2 separate regions of the Homo sapiens genome follow, and region 2 is linked to region 1. A link is a loop called in an ENCODE intact Hi-C map of the cell type or tissue named here. Cell type or tissue: heart left ventricle. All regions are shown on one strand. Each heading gives the region's core, and the rest is flanking DNA. Links, peaks and the distances in the headings are about the cores only. Region 1 overlaps PRKAR1B (protein kinase cAMP-dependent type I regulatory subunit beta). Region 2 overlaps DNAAF5 (dynein axonemal assembly factor 5).

What was found. Peaks named below come from ENCODE experiments on the same cell type or tissue, not always from the same donor. Only the 100,000 strongest peaks of a DNase experiment are listed, where the experiment ranks them.
Region 2: a loop joins it to region 1, with 2.2 times the contacts of the local background. A loop is called at or near these places in 12 of 110 quality-filtered maps.

What each region holds. Positions count from the first base shown.
Region 1 is chr7:592,098-594,811 of GRCh38, forward strand. The region is part of intron 7 of PRKAR1B (protein kinase cAMP-dependent type I regulatory subunit beta); the gene reads right to left. Among named protein-coding and RNA genes, the nearest start is that of PRKAR1B-AS1, 9.4 kb to the right of the region's middle. In heart left ventricle, for the core only: no CTCF peak of the experiment used is centred there; DNase peaks (open chromatin) are centred at 1,334 and 1,850; H3K27ac peaks cover 332 bases.
Region 2 is chr7:730,968-733,986 of GRCh38, forward strand. The region is part of intron 2 of DNAAF5 (dynein axonemal assembly factor 5); the gene reads left to right. Among named protein-coding and RNA genes, the nearest start is that of PRKAR1B, 5.2 kb to the left of the region's middle. RefSeq lists an enhancer at 1-398. In heart left ventricle, for the core only: a CTCF peak has its summit at 1,420 (motif pointing left); a DNase peak (open chromatin) is centred at 1,414; H3K27ac peaks cover 1,121 bases.

The DNA.
Region 1 (2,714 bases), core at 215-2,714:
CCAGGCAGGTCCCGGCTCTGATCCCCCCATGGATCAGGGTCCCCACGTGCACACTGTGTGACCCTCAGCACATCACGGCTGCCTCAGAGCTCCTGAGCCCACCGTCCCGCCCGAGTGAGGGTGCACACGGGCCCTCCCGGCTGCCGTGGCCTCACGTGGACACTGCAGGGCACTAAGCCCCGGTCGAGGCTCGGGGACCCTCCGTGACCTTAGCAGCGTCCTCGAGGCTACAAGTGACAAACTGCTTGTGCTGAGAAATGGAGAAGCCGCGTCCCTTCCCGGCCCCATTGGCTGTGCGGAGTCACTCCGGACACTGGTCCCCTCCTGGCCCCACTGGCTGTGCCGAGTCACTCCGGACATCGGTCCCTTCCCGGCTCCACCGGCTGTGCCGAGTCACTCCGGACACTGGTCCCCTCCTGGCCCCACTGGCTGTGCCGAGTCACTCCGGATACTGGTCAGCGGGGGCTGAGGGGCGGGGAGGGTCCAACCTCCACCAAAGACTCAGGTTCCAAGGGGGTCTTGGGCTCTGGATACCCCAGCACAGCCTCCACCACAGAATTCTACATCCATTGCTTCCAAACGCTGAGGTCCTGGGTAAGGATCAGGGTGAACAGAGGACTCCAAAGCTTACAAGAAAGAAAAATCAGGCCGGATACGGTGGCTCACACCTCACACCTATAGACCCAGCACTGTGGGAGGCTGAGGCGGGAGGATCACTTGAGCCCAGGAGTCCAAGACCAGCCTAGGTGGCATAGTGAGACCAGGTCTCTACAAAAAACAATTTTTTAATTAGTCAGGCGCGGTAGCACACGCCTGTAGTCCCAGCTACTCGGGAGGCTGAGGAGGGAGGATGGCTTGAGCCGGGGAGGCGGAGGCTACAGTGAGCCGAGATTGTGCCACTGCACTCCATCCTGGGTGACAGTGAGACATTGTTTCAAAAAAATTAAAAAAAACAAAAAGGTAAGAAAGAAAAAGCAAGTCTGGGGAGTGCTGGCCCCGGGCTGGGCCCCTGCCTGGGAGCCTAGAGGTGGGGTCACCCCATCCTTCCTCGGATAAAACGTGAAGCGGTGGAGGAAAGAGACGGGCATCAGGGAGTCTCCCAGATCAGACACTCTGGGATCCTAAACTGGAGTCAGCGTTCACATTTTGGGCGGTGGTCTACTTCCTGGAGACACCAGACCGGGTCTCCCGCGTCCCCCAGGTCCCAGCACGTCCCAGCTCGGGACTAAGGCAGAAACAGGAGCTGTGTGAGGAGCTCGGGGCCAATACAGAAACAGACACCATCCTGCAAATGCTCCCGTCCAAACCAGCCCGGCGCGGCCAGCTATTCTTAGCGCACAGGGACCCAAAATTAAAACAGAGGAAGCGCCAGCTCCCTCAGTGGTTTGGGAACTTCCCTGAATATAAGGTTCCAGCCACAAAAATCCCCCAGCCGGGAGCGACAGGGCGTCAAGGATGGTGGGGAAACGGCTTATGCAACGCCGGGCCAGGTGCGCCCAGAGGAGATGGGAACCGCTGTGCCCTCTTCCTGCCCCAAAACCGCTCCAGCCCCTCTCAGGGGGAGGGTGTCTCAGGGGACCCCTCCCACGCGGCGACAGAGGCCTCCCAGTGAAGGCAGGAGTGAGCGGGTTCAGACAGAAGAGAGGGAGCGTGCAACTCCTCCCAGGAGGCTGCACATCATCTGTTCTGTGTACTGGAGTATCCCCAGCAGCACAGGAGCCCCAGACCCAGGGTGGGCACCCCAGCAATGCCCCACAGGTGCATAAATGAGAAGCTCATGGGGTGCAGAATCTGATGAAACAGCCGCCCCAAAGACTGTGCGAACGCGCCATCCACAAAACACAAGAGCCGGCATCGCCGTGGGGCCGGGACAGGCCAGCGCCAGCAGGACACCGTCTCTCAGCTGGCCCATGGCCATCAAATCCTTGTTCCCCAATCAGACGACGCACTTCCAAGAGGGAAACCCAGGGTTGAACTTGCTCTCCCAGCTCACGGGGCTCCATCCTAAACCATCCCCCAGGACTCTCCCCAGTCCTGCCCTTGGGCGTCCTGGAACTGTGGCTCCCTCCTTAGGAATCACACCCACCCAGGCTGGCCTTCCAGGAGTCAGCCAAGCCCCCTAGAAGACACCAGGCCATTCACCTCCTGCCATAGCAACCAGGCTGGCCTCGGGCATGGAGTGGAGGGAACCATCCCAAGCAGGGGATGGAGGAGAGGCCGAGGACCCCGGCAACACCCACCTGGCTCAACCCCTCCTCGGCCGGGCTGGACCCCGGGACCCCAGGCCCCGAAGGAGAGGGCTCGGAGCAGACGCTGTCCGGGGCTGCATTGGCAACAAGCCCACCGCCACCAGGTTCTGCTGTGTCACCCCCAACCAGCTCAGAGGAGCCCCTGGCCCAGCGGTCATGGCTAGGTAAGGACAGAGTGGAGGGGTGCGGCCACCCAAACCACAGGCGCTGGCTCCTGGAGGCCTCTGCCCAGCGATGGGACAGAAGGAGCTGAGGAGGAGACCTGAGGCCATAAGGGGACACCTCCAAACTATGAAGGAACCCCAAGACCATGAGGGGACCCCCTAGACCACAAGGGGACCCCAAGACCATGAGGGGACTCCCCAGACCACAAGGGAAATCCCAAACCATAAGGGGACCCCTAGACCATGAGGGGACTCCCCCAGACCATGAGAGGACCCCAAATTATGAGGGGACCCCAAGACC
Region 2 (3,019 bases), core at 237-2,736, 140 kb after region 1:
AGTGTCCATGCTGCCCGGCACTTGCAGCAGGCACTTCTGGCACTGGCTAAATATTTGGGCTGCGGAGGGCAGTTCAAGGGGCCAGGGCAAGAACAGAGCCCAGCAAGAAGTGCAGGCGGCCGGCTGGTTTTTCTCTCCCACCTTCCTTAAGCCTGAGGCAGAGCATGGCCCACAAGGAAAGTGGAGTCTGTGTCATGGGCCAAGTCTTACTCCTCAAAACAGTGTGATGACTCTGTATGGAGAGCTCTGTGTGAATACTGAAGCTCCATAGCTGATAGCTGTCGGTGTAAGCCTACTGTCACTGTCTAAAAATAACCATCACTGTCTAAAAATACCGTCACTGTCTAAAAATACCATCACTGTATCGATAGCTGTCTGTAAATACTGGAACTCTGTGGAGCACGCTCTGTAAATACTGGAACTCTATTGCTAGCTGTAAACGGTGTAACTCAGTATAACTATACCGTAACTCTAAAAATACCATAACTATGTGTCGACAGCTGCCTATAAATGCTATAACTGTATTGGTAGCTATGTATAAGCAGCCTACTCTGTATCAATAGCTGTCTGTTAGAAAGCTGACATCACATTGTTGATCTAAAGCAAGCTTGTCCAACCTGCGGCCCGTGGGCCACATGCAGCCCGGGACGGCTTTGAATGCTGCCCAACACCAATTCATAAACTTTCTTAAAATGTTACGAGATTGTTTTTGTGATTTTTTTTTTTCTTTTAGCTCGTCAGCTATCATTAGTGTTAGTGTTATTTTATGTGTGGCCCAAGACAATTCTTCCAGCATGGCCCGTTTCTTCCCAATGGGGTTTGCGTCCTATTAGAGACCCTGCACGGCCCTTCACGTGAGTTTCGTGTGGAGTCACGGTGCTGCCCCTTTTACTCTGATCAGCCCTGCGACCCCGTCCTGGAGCTCCATGTGGGCTCCTTGCAGACACCTCCACCCCCTCAACAACCCAGGGACTGGTGCCCTGGGACCCCATCCTCTCTGCACAGAAGGTCCTGACTGCCTTCTGACTCGTAGGAAACCTTCCAGCAGCCTGCTAGACTCGGCTTAAATCACTGAACTTCACTGGAAGGGCCTGGAAATAACTTCATCTCCTCCTTACAAGGCTCAGAGGCCTCAGAGCTCACTCAGGTAGCACAGCCAGGTGAGCCTCAGAGCAAGGTCAGGACACAGGCGGTCTAGCCGCCCTGGAGCCTTAGGCCCCGGGATGGTGTCTGAAGTTGTGGAAAGGGGGTGTCCCAGTGCGGCAGGGGCTAATGCATCTCCCCACGCTCACATGACTGCAGCTCCGAGCCCAGGACACTGACCACACCCAGAACCCCGGCGAGGCAGGCAGGACGGACGTATGGCCGTGCAGTTGTGAAGCAGGCCTTGAACAAACTGCCCTGTGCCGCCCTCAGGTGGGTGACTCATGGACTTCGCCCTGCAGGGGTGCCCTGGTTGTCGCCAGGCCTGCAGTCGGCAGCTGCTCAGCTTTGCTGCAGTTTTCCTGCTCGATGTGTGCTGCTGGTGAGGCCACCAGGCCTGTTCTTGTCAAGAGAGACCTTCCGGGAGCAACAGATGTTACAGGAGAGACTGGGGATGCATGGACAGCTTTTCAGAGATGAGTGTTTGTCACGTTCCTGCCAAGTACCTGTTTGCCATTTGTATGCCTTCTTTTGAGAAATGTCTATTCAGATCTGTCCATTTTTAAATCGCGTTATTAGATTTTTTTCTATTGAGTTTGAGCTCCTTATGGATTCTGGTTGTCAGTCCCTTGTCAGATGGGTATTTGTGCAGCTGTTTGCTCCCATCCTGTGGGTTGTCTCCTCACTATTGATTGTTTTATTTGCTGTGCAGAAGCTTTTTAACTTGATGTGATCCCATTTGCCCAGGCCATGTCCCAGAGAGTTTCCCCAATGTTTTCTTTTAGTGGTTTCATAGTTTGAGGTCTTAGATTGAGGTCTTTAATCTATTTTGATTTGATTTTTGTACATGGTGAGAGATAGGGGTCCAGTTTCATTTTTCTGCATATGGAGTTCCAGTTTTCCCAGCACCATTTATTGAAGAAACTGTCCTCTCCCCAAGATATGTCCTTGGCACCTTTGTCAAAATAAGTTCACTGTAAATGTATGGATTTAATTTCTGGCTTCTCTATTCTGTTCCATTGGTCTGTGTGTCTGTTTTTATGCCAGTGCCAAGCTGTTCTGGTCGCTGTAGCTCTGTAGTATAAATTGAAGTCAGGTAATGTGATCCCTCCAGTTTTTTGTTTGTTTTTGTCTTGTTTTGTTTTTTGCTCAGGATGGCTTTGGCTATTCAACGTCTTTCGAGGTTCCATATAAATTTAGGATTATTTTTTCTATTTCTGTGAAGAATGTCATTGGTATTTTGATAGGGATTGCGTTGAGTCTGTAAATTGCTTTGGGTAGTATGGACATTTTGGGTAGTATGGACAATATTGATTCTTCCAGTCCATGGAGTATGTTACCATTTTTTGTGTGTGTCCTCTTCAGTTTTCTCATGTCAGTGGTTTATAGTTTTCTTTCTTTTTTTTGAGACAGTCTCGCTCTGTCATCCAGGGTGGAGTGCAGTGGTGCGATCTCTGCTTACTGCAAGCTCCGCCTCCCAGGTTCACGCCATTCTCCTTCCTCAGCCTCCCGAGTAGCTGGGACTACAGGTGCCTGCCACCGCACCTGGCTAATTTTTTGTGTTTTTAGTAGAGACAGTTTCACCATGTTAGCCAGGATGGTCTCAATCTCCTGACTTCGTGATCCGACTGCCTCAGCCTCCCAAAGTGCTGGGATTACAGGTGTGAGCCACTGCGCCTGGCCTTATAGTTTTCATTGTAGAGATCTTTCACTTCTTTGGTTAAGTTAATTCCTAGGTATCTTATTTTGTTTGTAGCTATTGTAAATGGAATTACTTTCTTGATTTCTTTTTCAGATTTGTTAACTGTTGGCATGTAGAAATGCTACTGGGGCTTTTTTGGTGATTTTGTATCCTGCAACTTTACTGAATTTGTTT